Linked DNA regions of Homo sapiens: region 1 is linked to region 2. The links are chromatin loops, found by intact Hi-C in ENCODE. Cell type or tissue: A673. All regions are shown on one strand. Each heading gives the region's core, and the rest is flanking DNA. Links, peaks and the distances in the headings are about the cores only.

Region 1 (7,339 bases), core at 3,103-5,602, 250 kb after region 2:
CACATGCTGTGACAGAGTTAACCTTCCTCTAATATGAGATTCCTCTTCTTCTATAGTAATTGGACTTTTATTTATACCTAGGCAATGTCTGCCCAGAATAAAGACTTTATTTTTTCCAGCCTTCTTTTCAGCTAGGTATGGCCATGCGACTACTCCCTGGTCAACAAGGATAAACGTTGTGTTGGTAAGTGCATCTTCCGGGCAAGGCTCAGCTGGATAATTTTTTTACTCCTTGTGCCATTGACTGAGGTCACTTGGTGGAGTTTAGCTGGTACACGGGTTGGCTCGGAGGGTCCATGACGGCTTCACTCATGTCTGGCATGCTGGCAGGGGCAGCTGGAAGGCTCAGCCAGAACTGCGAATTGGAACATCCACATGTGGCCTCTCCAGCTCTCGGGAGAGTTGGACTTTCTTACATGGCAGCCCAGGCTTCGGGAGCAAGTATTTCAGCGATCAAAGTAGATGCTCTATGGCCTGTTACAACTGAGCCTCAGAAGGTACTTGCCATCACTTCTGCCTATGCTAATAGACCTACTGTTTGGGTCAAGGCAGTCACAAGTCCACCAACATTTAAGGAGAAGGGACAGAGAACACTTAGAAACTTTACACACACACACACACACACACACACACACACACACACACACACGCTGTGACATAGACTACTAACCTTCCCCTAATATGAGATTCTTTTTCTCCTATAGTAATTGAACCTTTTATTTATAGCTCAGTGAGGCTGAGTCTCTCACTGACCAACTGCTCAATGAGAGAAGTGTCAAAGAATTTGCAACCTGCTGGGTGCAGTTGCTCATGCTTGTAGTCCTAGCACTTTGGAAGGTCAAGGTGGGAGGACCACTTGAGGCCAGGAAGTCAAGACCAGCCTGCGCAACAGGGCAAGACCCCATCTCTGCCAAAAATAAGAAAAATTAGTCATGTGTGGTGACGCAAACCTGTAGTCGCAGGTTCTCACGGGCTGAGGCCAGGAGGGTGGCTTGAGTCCAGGAGTTGGAGGCTGCAGTGAGCTGTGATTATGCCACTGCACTCCAGCCTGGGTGACAGAGCAAGACCCTGTCTCAAAAAAAGAAACACACACACACAAGACACCACAGCAATCCTGGACCACTTGGGTCTGGACCTTAAGTCAGAGAAAAATAAACTTCCATTTTGTTAAAGCCACCACTCCCTTGGTTGTCTGTCACTCACGGCCAAATGCAATCCCAACAGAAACACACATATGCACAGACAAGCACATGCATACACACATACTCTCAATGACAGTGCACGCGGCCCACAAGACACAAGGAGAGACGTAAATGTTGAAATCTCACTAGGTTAGGAGTATTCATCTACTCACATGAACTCATACCACACACCAGTTTCAGGAGCTGTCCTTCCCCGAGGTTCACATCTCACTCCGCACTTCCCCTGCCACAACCCTCACTGTGGTATATTATAATTAGAATATACTTGTCCATATCACCCTTCCCCTGGTCAACCCTTGGACCCCATCTGTCTTGTTCATCATCATTCATTTAGCACCAAGCACAGGACTTCAATCGACATTTGACCAGGTTTGTATTTTACAAACAGCCTGCAGGTGACACTTTGAGCTGCTGGGGACTAGAGTCTGAGTGTAATGAGACTGATGAGGAGCCTGCCTGGATGTGAGGAGACCCTGAACTGGAGCCTCAGTACTGGAGACGGGGATGAAATGGAGAGAGCAGGAGGTGGGATTGACAGGCATTGGGAGTGATTGGGGGGCGAGGGAGAAGTAGGAGTCAAGGAGCGCACCCAGATTTCTAATCTGGACGATGCAATAACAAATGGTGGCACTCTTTGCTGACAGCAGAAACAAGGGGGGAGCAGAAGACTCAGGAGAAGGTAACAAGCTCAGTTTTGCCTATCTGTATTTCAAATGCCTGGGGGGCCATCCAGGTGGACTCATGCAGGAGGCAGCTAGACGGTTGGATGGAACAAAAGACTAGTGAAGACATGACCACGCTTTCTGAAACATTCCCATGCAAGTCATTCATTGTCCAGACAAAGTGTTGGAGGAAGCGGGGTGCAGGGCAGGGCCCTGGGTTGGAAGTTGACAGACCCACATTCCCTTCGCCACTACTACCTGATGTGTCATCTTGATGGGCAAGGGACACTGCCTTCTGGCTTGTACTTTTCTACTTAGTTGTAAAAATGAGAAGCCTGCCTCAAACCTCTGTGTTTCCTTCTAGCTCTCAGATGCTATGGCTAAATATTTGAAATATTTGCAGGCCTACCCTCTGCAGGCTACTGGGCTGGGCCCTGACCCCATTTCCACTTCTCTCAAACAACAACAACAACAACAACAACAACGACAACAACCACCAAAAAGCAGGTCAACTGCAGGAGGAAACTGGGAGGTGAAACACACTGTAAGCTCCTCTGCTCCAAACTGCTCTTCTTTTTCCCCATTCCCTGCACCAAGGTCTCTGTCCACCCAATACACCAGAATGCCCTCCTTAGGTCTCCAGGCCCCTCCAGCTACTCCCAACAACTATTTCCCAAAAGACCAACTAGGAATAAAAATTATCCCCATTCCTCCCCTTTGTGTCACACTTTACATTTCTACTTTCTCCAGTATAAATGATATTTACTGCACGGGAACCATATGGTAGGCACCATGCCAGGCTCTGGGATGAAGACCACACAGACCCTACCCTCAAAAAAGCAGGGAAGAGAGTTAGCAATGTAATTCGAGGTGAATGAACCACACAGGGGCTGTAGGAACATAGATGAAGGGAAGTGGTGTGTGTGTGTGTCTGTGTGTGTGTGTGTGTTCAGGAGGATCCTCAAACCCTGTGAAGTTTTGGGTTTTTTGTTTGTTGGCATGTTTGTTTAAGATAGAGTCTTGCTTTGTTGGCCAGCCTGGAGTGCAGTGGCTTGATCTCAGCTCACCGCAACCTCCACCTCCCGGGTTCGAGCAATTCTCGTGCCTCAGCCTCCCAAGTAGCTGGGATTACAGGCATGCACCACCACGCCTAGCTAATTTTTGTATTTTTAGTGGAGACAGCGTTTCACCTTGTTGGCCAGGCTGGTCACGAACTCCTGACCTCAAGTGAGCCACCCACCTCAGCCTCCCAAAAGTGCTGGGATTATAGGCATGAGCCACCATGCTCAGCCATTTGTTTGTTTTCTGATACAGGGTCTTGCTCTGTTGCCCAGGTGGGAGTGCAGTGGTGCAATCATGGCTCACTGCAACCTCGACTTCCCAAGCTCAAGCGATCCTCCCGCCTTAGCCTCCCTCGTAGCTGGAACCACAGATGTCCGCCACCATGCCCACCTAATTTTTTACATTTTTTGTAGGGACAGGATCTTGCTGTGTTGCCCAGGTTGGTCTCAAACTCCTGAGCTCAAGCAATCTTCCCAACTTTGCCTCCTACAAGTGCTGGGGATTACAGGTGTGAGCCACTGCACCTGGCCCCTGTGAAGTTTTTATAAAACATTAGCACTGGAAGGGATCTCACAGACCAATTAGTCCCACTCCCTCATTTTACATGTGCAGAAACTGAGGCCCAGGCTGGCCACGCATGGTGGCTTACACCTGTAATCCCAACACTTTGGGAGGCTGAGGCAGGAGGATCATTTGAGCCCAGCGGTTCAAGACCAGCCTGGACAGCATAACAAGAACCCCCATCTCTACAAAAAAAATTAAAAATTAGGCCAGGTGCGGTGGCTCACGCTTGTAATCCCAGCACTTTGGGAGGCCGAAGCGGGCAGATCATGAGGTCAGGAGATCGAGACCATCCTGGCTAACATGGTGAAACCCCGTCTCTACTAAAAATACAAAAAATTAGCCGGGCATGGTGGCAGGTGCCTGTAGTACCAGCTACTCGGGAGGCTGAGGCAGGAGAATGGCGTGAACCCGGGAGGCAGAGCTTGCAGTGAGCCGAGATCGTGCCACTGCACTCCAGCCTGGGTGACAGAGCAAGACTCCGTCCCAAATAATAATAATAATAATAATAATAATAATAATAATAATAATATCTTAAGAGGTATAAGAGCTAATATGCTTCCTTCCGGGCTTCATTCTAAGCTCTCTAGATGGATTGATTCGTTTATTACTCACAACATACCTGAGAGTTAGGTTTTTATGTTCCCCTAATATGACAATATTGAGTCTTAGGTTAATTGACTTGCCTGAGGTCACACAGTTAACACAATACTGAATACAGGTAGTCCAAATAAAGAGCCATGAGCGTGGGGGGGAATTGCCTGGAGGCCTTAACATATGATTTCTATACCCTACCCTCAGAAAGTCTGATTCTCTCGGCCTGAAGTGAACAAGCTGGAATTTGCATTTTAGCCATGCACCCTAGGTGATTATGGTTTGGTGGCTATCGGACCACTCTCTGAAAAAACCCAGTTCGAATGTACCTTTTTTCTCAATTCAGAGTTTTCTGGCACAATCCCTCCCTTCCTTGGGACTCCCTGTCCTCAAGGGACCCCGCTTTCCGGAGTCTGCTGGGAATAAGGGTACTCTGGAAACGGACGTATGCCCCCTGGTGGTCAGAAATTAGAGGCTAGGCGCTACAGCCAGCAGGGTCCCGTCAACCGCACAAATTTGTGAACTTTTCTAGAATTTCGTTCAGCCAGTATTACTGAGGTGCCACTATGGGCCAGCACTGAGCCATTGTAATACACAGCACATTGGAGAGAAAGAAGACTTCTGGGGACAGAATTTTTCAAGGTGACTGCTCACCTATTTTCATCCGTGGATACAAAGGCATCAGTTTCAAGCTGCAATTGGACAAATTTCACCTGGTCTAAGTATTCGTATCTGGCAACATATAGCTCTGATCTTAGGTCTTTAGGAGGCTGAAAAAGAGTTTTTTGAAAAAGGCTGAGTCCACCCTCGGGAAGGAAACACAGGAGCATGTATATTTGCAGGGCTCCAAGGCTTTGTAGTCAGGCTGTTCCAGCTCTGTTACTTCAGGCTCTGGGACCCGGGAGCAGTTATTTCATCTTTCTAAGCTGCAGCTGCTTCACCTGAACTATGTGAATAATAACAACACCTGTCTCAAAGGTTTGTGTGATGAAATGGTCTCTTAGTGCCTGGCACAAGATAAACGTTCAAAAAAGTTGTAGGTATTTTGAAATATAATACTTTGTAGTTATATACCATAAAGTATACACTATATATACCAGGGTTCTAACACCAGCCTTAATTCATTCACCTTAAAAAGGAACACAAATGGGCCGGGCGCGGTGGCTCACGCCTGTAATCCCAGCACTTTGGGAGGCCGAGGCGGGTGGATCAACTGAGGTTGGGAGTTCAAGACCAGCCTGGCCAACATGGCGAGACCCTGTCTCTACTAAAAATACAAAAATTAGCCGGGCGTGGTGGTGCGCGCCTACAATCCCAGCTACTCGGGAGGCTGAGGCAGGAGAATCGCTTGAACCCGGGAGGTGGACATTGCGGTGAGCCGAGATCGCGCCACTGCGCTCCAGCCTGTGCAACAAGAGCAAAACTCCGTCTCAAAAAAAAAAAAAAAAGGAACACGAATAATTCTTGAGGCCAGGCACAGTAGCTCACTCCTGTAATCCCAGCACTTTGGGAAGCCAAGGTGGGAGAATCACTTGAGGCCAGGAGTTGGAGACTAGCCCAGACAACATAGTGAGACCCCTGTCTCTCCAAATAAAAAAAAAATTAGCCAGACATGGTGTCATGAACCGGTAGTCCCAGCTATACAGGAAGCTGTCGCAGGAGGATCACTTGAGCCCTGTAGTTGGAGGCAGCAGTGAGCCACTCCTGCCTGGGTGACAGACCAAGACCCCATCTAAAAAAAAGAAAAAACTCTTGATCCACTGTAGTTGAGAGACAAGATTTCCTCCAGTTTTGAATCCTCTAATATGTGATGCATAGACATCTAAACTATTCCACACTGTTGGTGGGATTGCAAGCTAGTACAACTTTGAAAAATTGTTTGATAGTGTCTGCTAAAACTGAACATATTTATGGCCCAGCAATTTATTCTTAGGTATATTCCCAAAAGAAATGTTTACATATGTTACCCAGAAAACATAAACAAGCATGTTTATAGCAATACTATTTATAACAGCCTCCAAGTGGGGAAATATCTAAGTGTCTATCAACACTACAATAAGTTTTTGTGTGTGTTTGTTTGTTTGTTTTGTTGAGATGAAGTTTCGCTCTTGTTTCCCAGGCTGGAGTACAAAGGCAAAATCTCGGCTCACTGCAACCTCCGCCTCCCGGGTTCAAGCAATTGTCCTGCCTCAGCCTCCTGAGTAGCTGGGATTACAGGTGCCCGCCACTACGCCTGGCTAACTTTTGTATTTTAGTAGAGACGGAGTTTCACCATGTTGGCCAGGCTGGTCTTGAACTCCTGACCTCAAGTAATCGGTCCGCCTTGGCCTCCCAAAGTGCCGGGATTACAGGCATGAGATATGGCGCCCGGCCTAGATGTTTATTTTTTATTTTATTTTTATTTTATTTTATTTTATTTTATTTTATTTTATTTTATTTTATTTGAGACAGAGTTTCACTCTTGTCGCTCAGGCTGCAGTGTAATGGCAGTCTCGGCTTACTGCAACCTCCACCTCCCAAGTTCATGCAATTCTCCTGACTCAGCCTTCTGAGTAGGTGGGATTACAGGCGCACACCACCCTGCCCAGCTAATTTTTATATTTTAGTAGACACGGGATTTTACCATGTTGGCCAGGCTGGTCTTGAACTCCTGAATTCAAGTGATCCGCCTGCCTCGGCCTCTCAAAGTGCTGGGATTACAGGCGTGAGCCACCACGCCCGGCTCCAGCTACATTTTTAAATTGTGGTATTTTCATAGACTAGAACACTACATGCAGTAACATGAGTAAATTTCACAAATATAATGACAAAAGAAGCCAGACACTGAAGAGTCCATACCGTATGATTTCATTTATATAAAGTACCAAATGGTTGAAATGAAATGCCATTAGAAACTGGAATACTAATTGCCTTTAGGTGCAGAGTGGTGATTAGAGGGGGGCTAAAGGGGTTTCAGGGAGGGGATTGCCAATAATGTTCTATATCATGATCTGTGTGGCAGTTATACAAAGTGTCTGGACTTTATAAAAACTAATCAGACTGATTGCTTATGATTTGTGCACTTTTCTATAGTATGGATTCATAGATTTCAATGAAAAGTTAGATTTTAATTAAAAGTTTACCTAAAAACTCTCCGTGAGTCCCTCATGACCAATCACAGAACACACCCAGGCCTCACTTATCATAAGCCCAGAGTCCCCCAGGGTATCAGAATCAGAAATTTAATGCCCTCTGGGGATGGGAGATGTGGCCTCAGGC
Region 2 (7,339 bases), core at 3,119-5,618:
TTAGCACTAGATCCGGGCGGCAAACACCTGATGTGCATGCCATCCGCCCCGGCCTCACTACCACTGCCGTTCCTGGGCTGACTGACCTTTCTAGTGCTGACCCTACTGGCTTGGGGCTGTCCTCTCTTTCTAAGGAGAGACTGAACAGTTTGCCTATGGCTATCTGTGAGGATTGCTGGGTTACTTGGCCACAAACTCCTGGCGGTTATGTGAGGCCAGAGAGGGGTCCTCAGGCAAGAGGAGTATGGCTGGTTCCAGGCAGTGCTTTCCTCTCCTGGACACATAGCTCTGACCTACCCAACTCTCAGAGACCAGGCTGCCATGACCAATACACAGGACCTTTGTCTCCAAATGCTCAAGGCAGCAGAATATTGTAACCTAGTAAAGCTCCTGGGGGGCTGGGGCAAGTTTCTTCTCTGCAGAAAGGACAGACCTGCCTCAGCTTGGTCTCAGAATGGAACTGCCCTTCAAATCTGATCATGCCCCATCCTTTGCTGAAAATTGCTTAGTGGCTCCCCATTACCCTCAGGATAGAGTTAAAGCTGAAAATGGTGTTCAAGCCCTTTATGAATCCACCTCTCTCTAGACTCAGCTTCAGTCCCCTCTCCCCGCATACCCTCTGCTTCAGGCACACTTCACTGTGTGCTCACTATCTTGTGCTATTTCATGCCTGCACATCTCTGCATATGCAGTTCCAGGAACCCACCCCACTTTCCCAAACTAATATTTCTGAAATCCTTCCATGCTGTCTCCTTGGGAAGCCTTGCTTGCCTCCTCTCTCATCTTGGAGTAGCTCTCCATCCCTTGGGCTCCTCCACCACTCTGCCTTTACTCCTATTGTAGCATCCTCTGCACTGAGCTGCTTGCCAGCCTCCCCGCTAGATCCTCGAGGGCTGAGAAAGCATCTGTGTTATTCAACTCTGGTTGTGCCTGGCACCCAGGAAGAATTTATAGAATGAAATAAGATTCATGGCTGGGTATGGTGGCTCAAGTCTGTAATCCCAGCACTTTGGGAGGCCGAGGCAGGTGGATCACCTGAGGTCAAGAGTTCGAGATCAGACTGGCCAACATGGTGAAACCCCATCTCTACTAAAAATACAAAAAAATTAGCTGGGTATGGTGGCATGCACCTGTAACCCCAGCTACTCTGGAGGGTGAGGCAGAAGAATCGCTTGAACCCGGGAGGTGGAGGTTGCAGTGAGCGGACATCGTGCCACTGCACTCCAGCCTGGGTGACAGAGGGAGACTCCATCTCAAAAAAAAAAAAAAAAAAAGATTCAAAAGCCTAAGCCCATACCCACTAAAAAGAAAAAGCCCGGCCAGGCACGGTGGCTCACGCCTGTAATCCCAGCACTTTGGGAGGCTGAGGTGGGTGGATCACGAGGTCAGGAGATCAAGACCATCTTGGCTAACATGGTGAAACCCCATCTCTACTAAAAATACAAAAAATTAGCTGGGAGTGGTGGCGGGCGCCTGTAGTCCCAGCTACTCGGGAGGCTGAGGCAGGAGAATGGCGTGAACCTGGGAGGCAGAGCTTGCAGTGAGCCGAGATAGCGCCACTGCAGTCTGGCCTGGGTGAAAGAGCGAGACTCCGTCTCGAAGAAAAAAAAAAAAAAAAAGCCCAAGTTGCTTTTCATACTGCAAACCAAACACTGAGTCTTCCTTTCTCCAACAAGCCCCTTTTCATTGGCAGCAATCCCAGACCTGATCACTCAGGACCAGACCTGGGAGTCCCCTTTCCCTTTTCCCAGTTCCCATCAGTTTCTGGAACTTCCCTCTGCTTCATTCCCCAAATCACAATCTAAGTTCAAACTGTCTTGCCTGGCTGGCCTCCCAGTCATCTCCTGAGGAATTCTAAGGCCCTCCCTTCTCATAAGCTTCAACAGCTCCTCAGCCTGTATCTTGCCCTGACACTCAAGGCCCTTCCATTGCCACATGTCTCAGGCTTCAGCCAAACCTGGCTGTCTTCTGTGTCCCTAAACACCCTCACCTGCCTGCCTCTATGTCCCTGCCCACGTTGTTCTCTCCATTTAAATGTCAAACCTGCAGTGCCTCCTCCCCTAGGAAGCCTCCTAAATGTCCAGCTAAGAATGATTGCGCCCTTGCCTCCCAGGTCACTTTATGTCTTTTCATTGGTGCTTTTTACTTCTTCCCCTGGAAATTGGTGACCTCTGTGCTTTCTCCTTTCTCCCTTTCCTGGAAATGTGGGTTCTTTGAGGGCAGAGTCCCTGTTTAATTCAGCTGTTTGTACCTGTGGTGCCTTCATCTGGTAGATGCTCAATAAGTGCAGGTTGGATGAATGCCACTGAGGTGCATGGCCATTTTCTGGCTTCCTTATGAAGAGCAAATGAAAGTGGCAGAGAGCAACAGAGAGCAGGGATGAGCCCCCACCTCACTTCTCTGCTCAGCACTGAGCCCTTTCCCCTGGGCACTCACCGATGCAGACGGGCTCCTTTGAATCCCAGAAGGGCTGGGTGGCATTGAGACAGGTGAGATGCCTGGCGCCCTTCAGCTGGTAGCCAGTGGCACAATGGAAGCGGGCACTACCCCCTGGGTGGAGGCTGGTGACAGTCACATCTCCATAAGCTGGACGACGGGGAAAGTGGCAGCTCAGGAGATAGGCTGCAAACAGAGAACGGGTGACACTGTGTATGTGTGCAGGGTGGGGGCGGGAGCTGGGCCATTGGTTGGGGGAGGTCTGCCTCAGTCTGCCTGGAGGTGTCATTTGGGGCCAGAGGAAGCACTAGGAGTTCCAAAACAACTCCAATCTCCTCCCTAGAAGGTTACCAGTGATATTTCCAGCAGCCTGGGCTGGTTAGTGGAGCAGACAGAGCTGGAAATTAGAAGGGTTAGGTTCTGGCTCAAGCTTTATGACACTTTAGGCAGGTTATTTAATCTTTGTGTGTGTGTTTCCTCATTTGTTAAATGAGGTTTAAAATCCTAGCCTACCTACAGGGTTACTGTGAGAAGAAATGATAGAGTATTTTATCTAGCTTGGTATCTCTGGTACCCAGCTGATATTATATCTTCAGGAAATGCTTATTGAATGACTCGTAGACATGAAAGCACTTGAAATAGTGAAAAACCTATACAGATGTAAAGTGTTGATACTGTTTTTCCTTTAGGGAATAAATATGAATTGCAGCAGCAAAGAGTGAAATCAGACAGTAAAGGCTTTCCCAGTATTCACTGAGAAATGCTAAAAAGCTTGATGCCAATGGCCATGGACTTCTTTTAAAACCAGAATGGTGGCCGGGCCGGTGTCTCATGCCTGTAATCCCAGCACTTTGGGAGGCCGAGGTGGGCGGATCACCTGAGGTCGGGAGTTCGAGACAAGCCTGACCAACATGGATAAACCCCGTCTCTACTAAAAATACAAAATTAGCCGGGCATGGTGGCGCATGCCTGTAATCCCAGCTACGGGGGAGGCTGAGGCAGGAGAATCGCTTGAACCCGGGAGGTGGAGGTTGTGGTGAGCTGAGATCACTCCATTGCATTCCTGCTTGGGCAACGAGAGCAAAACTCCATCTCAAAACAAACAAACAGCCGGGAGTGGTGGCTCATGCCTGTAATCCCAGCACTTTGGGAGGCCGAAGTGGGCGGATCACCTGAGGTCAGGAGGTCGAGACCAGCCTGGCCAACATGGAGAAACCCCATCTCTACTAAAAATACAAAAATCAGCCGGACGTGATGGCAGGCGCCTGTAATCCCAGCTACTCGGGAGGCTGAGGCAGGAGAATCGCTTGAACCCGGCAGGTGGAGGTTGCAGTGAGCCGAGATCGTGCCATTGCGCTCCAGCCTAGGGGACGAGAGCGAGACTTCATCTCAAAAAAACAAACTTACAAACAAACAAAATCCAGAATGGTGGTAGGCTGGGGCAAGGTGGGAGGATTGCTTGAGGCCAGGAGTTCAAGAGCAGCCTGGGCAACATAGTGAGGTCCCCATCTCTGTAAAAAATTTTTAAAAAATACCCAGGCATGGTGATGTGTACCTGTAGTCTTAGCTACTCAGGAGGCTGAAGTGGGATCGCTTGAGCCTAGGAGTTTAAGGCTGCAGTGAACTATGATTGCACCACTGCGCTCCAGCCTAGGTGACAGAGTGAGTCCCTGTTTCGAAAAACAACATCAAACAAACAAGAAAAAGATGGGGACGAGGGTAGGGAGGCAGTGCACTGCCTTCATGGAAGTTGGGGAAAGAACAAGTTGCCCTGGGAAAGCTGGTAGCTTTGGAATTGTCATACCAAATTTGACCAAATGGTGGCAGCAAATCCTACAAAACAATCTGGCATATCCCGATCCTGGGGTCAAGCTGGGGTGGTAGCTAAAAGGATCAACCCGGTGCAGTGGCTCACGCCTGTAATCCCAGCACTTTGGGAGGCTGAGGTGGACGGATGGCCTGAGGTCAAGAGTTCAAGACCAGCCTGGCCAACATGGCAAAACCCCATCTCTACTAATAAAATACAAAAATATTAGCTGGGCATGGTGGCAGGCGCCTGTTATCCCAGCTACTCGGGAGGCTGAGGCAGGAGAATCGCTTGGACCGGGGAGATGGAGGTTGCAGTGAGTCGATATCATGCCATTGCACTCCAGCCTGGGCGACAGAGTGAGACTCCATGTTCCAAAAAATAAAATAAATAAATAAAATAAAATAAAATAAAATAAAAGTGAAGATCCAGCTGGGCACGGTGGCTCACACCTGTAATCCCAGCACTTTGGGAGGCCGAGGCAGGTGGATAACAAAATCAGGAGTTCGAGACCAGCTAACATGGTAAAACCCCATCTCTACTAAAAATACAAAAAAAAAAAAAATGATCTGGGCATGGTGGCACGCGCCTGTAGTCCCAGTTACTTGGGAGGCTGAGGCAGGAGAATCGCTTGAACTCGGGAGGCAGAGGTTGCAGTGAGTGGAGATTGCGCTACTGCACTCCAGCCTGGGCGGCAGAGTGAGACTCTTTCTCAAAAAAAAGTGAAGATCCTGGCTTGCGTCTAAGAGGTGAGAGCAAAGGCCTGGAGGGGTCAAGGAGAGGCTGAGAGGCTTGTGCTACAGAGCCTGATAACCCTTGGGGTGGTAGGAAAAGTGAGGACTGTCTAGACTGAAGATCTTGGGTCTTGGGGTAGGGGGCAGCCCCACTGATGGTATCAGGTAAATGGGAGGAGAGGTCCATGCAAGGCCTCTGTTCCTGGGTGCCTTTGTGTGAATAGAAAAATGGGCCCTCTTTCTTCCCCCCCATTAAAAAGAAAAAGAAAAAGAAAAAGAGGCTGTCTCAGGGCAGACCAGGGTCCAGAAATTTGAGTTTTATGACTTTCACCTGTCCTGTTACTATGTCTGTGAAAGTGGGAGGAGAATTCCTCCTCTTCTGTCTCTCATGGGGCTCTGGAGAGAATGGTCGGTAAGTGGCTAGTTGTGCTTGGCAGGCAGTACAGGGCAGTGCTTAGCAGGTGGGCTGTGGGTCAGACTGCCTGGGTTTGAATGCAGGCTTCTTCCCTACGTGCTGTGCCACCGTGGGCAAGTTACCTAAATTCTCTGTGCCTCAGTTGCCTCATTTATCCACCCACTTTCAGTATTACATCCAAGGTTGTGGAGGTTAAGTGAGAAGACATATGTGCAGTTCCTGAACAAATGCCTAAGACATCAGCCTGCTGTTATTGTTTGTAATCTTGATTAATAATAGCACCTCACATCTACATGTACTTTCCAGATTCTAAAATGCCTTCACACTCTTCTTTCTTGATGTCTACAATATGCTTGGGAGAAAGGCAGGCAAGGTAGGGGCTATGAGCCCATTTTCAGATGAGAACAGGTTCAGAGAGACCCTGTGCCCTCATCACACAGCAAGGAAGTACTAGACCAGGAACTTGAAGCTCCTGGGCTCTGAAGCCTTCTTGCTTTCCACCACCACCCCACCTGCTTCCTCATTTGAAGTAGAAACTTGGGTTCAGGGGTCAGAGAAATCTGAGAGTAACAGACAAGCCTGCTCTGGGTGGTTGTCCAGGGCAGCCACTCACAGTGACCTGGGGAGAGGTCCCAGTCCAGGATGGGATGGAGAAAGGGGTGTGGGGCACCACACCCAGAGTGGAGGAGGTTAAGAGGTTAACTGACGCCTAGTGGGGTCTAGACCATGAGCCAGGCTCAGGCCCAGCATTTCCCCTTACATCTTCCCCTTTGAGTTCTTATCACCACTCTAGTAAGGGAGGGCCCTCGTTTCACAGATGAGGAAACTGGGCTGGAATGGGGTGGAACTGGGCTGGAACTGTAGGAGGCTGGGGGCAGACAATGAAGCCCCCAGACTCCATAGTAGTTAAAGTATCACTTCCCAGGATGAGCTTCCTCCTGTTGCCATGACAACCGTTCCCGGGGAGCCTGAACCACTGCAATCTGTTGAGTTATTTTCTCACTGGAGTCTGTTTCTGGAGCCAAGTCCAGTGCCAGGAATGCTGAGGATGCAGGAGGGGGATGTCTGTCAGGGCCGTCTGCCTCCCCACCCTGCCTGAGGCTGTGGGAGGGGAGTTGACTTGGTCTTGCGATAAGGCCCTTGTGAGGGCTCATCCTTGTGACCTCCAACATCAGCTTGGACAGCTCGAGCACAGGTGTGGGTACTAGGCCCCTCACCCCCTCTTCTGGCACCCTCTTTCTCTAGCCCACGGAGATTTGCGTGTGAGCACACGCTCCTCCTGTTCCCATCTCTGGGATCAGGGCTAATTACAGCCTATAATTAGGGGAATTACACTCATTAAGGCAAGAGCTGATCATTGACAAAAACTGGGCTGACGAGGGAGGGCTTCTGGGAGCTGAGAAGGAGGCAGGACCAGGCCAGCTCTTCCAGCCCTTCCTTGGAGGTTGCTCCCCCTTGCTGGGCCTCCAGCTCACTGCCATTCAGCCACCTTTGTCTGGCCCGACAGAGAGGAGGTCCGGAGTTTTGTGCAAAGGAATTTGCAGCAAGAGAGAAGGTTATCATGGCGTGAAATTATGCCTGCTGCCAGGGAGGATTGATGAGCCATTAGGGAGGCTAGCTGGGCCGCCTAGACGTTTCACCCTTGCCTCAGCTGGCCCCTTGCCTCTGCCAAGCCACTCTACAGCCCCATCCACTTCCAGGCTCCCTGCTGCTATGCCAGACTGCTCCAGTAGTTTGGGTGGAGGGGTGAGGGTAGGGTGAGTGCTCCTTAGGTGGGGTTCCAAGCAGCCCCATCTCCAGAGTGCTGGCTCTTCTGCCCGGCTGTGGTCCCCTGCAGGACTGCGGAAGTGGTCCATGACAATGCAAGACAATCCCTTGATTGTTCACACCAATTATTTCCGTATTAGTTCTCCCTAGTCTCAAATAGTTAACCCATGCAAAGGATCG

The links. A loop is a pair of places that touch in the nucleus more often than their neighbours do. Peaks named below come from ENCODE experiments on the same cell type or tissue, not always from the same donor. Only the 100,000 strongest peaks of a DNase experiment are listed, where the experiment ranks them.
Region 1: it touches region 2 in a loop (4-fold over the local background); 5 of 110 quality-filtered maps call a loop at or near these places.

The regions. Positions count from the first base shown.
Region 1 is chr17:29,215,047-29,222,385 of GRCh38, forward strand. No RefSeq gene overlaps it. Among named protein-coding and RNA genes, the nearest start is that of CRYBA1, 28 kb to the right of the region's middle. RefSeq lists enhancers at 871-970, 1,031-1,080 and a silencer at 4,565-4,654. In A673, for the core only: CTCF peaks have their summits at 4,552 (motif pointing left) and 4,753; a DNase peak (open chromatin) is centred at 4,535.
Region 2 is chr17:28,961,526-28,968,864 of GRCh38, forward strand. It overlaps SEZ6 (seizure related 6 homolog), which reads right to left. Exons shown (of 17, transcript NM_178860.5): 5 at 2,437-2,622. All of the region lies in intron 1 of LOC105371716 (a long non-coding RNA gene), which reads left to right. Among named protein-coding and RNA genes, the nearest start is that of PHF12, 14 kb to the left of the region's middle. RefSeq lists enhancers at 6,102-6,191, 6,879-7,339. In A673, for the core only: CTCF peaks have their summits at 4,257 (motif pointing right) and 4,456; a DNase peak (open chromatin) is centred at 4,256.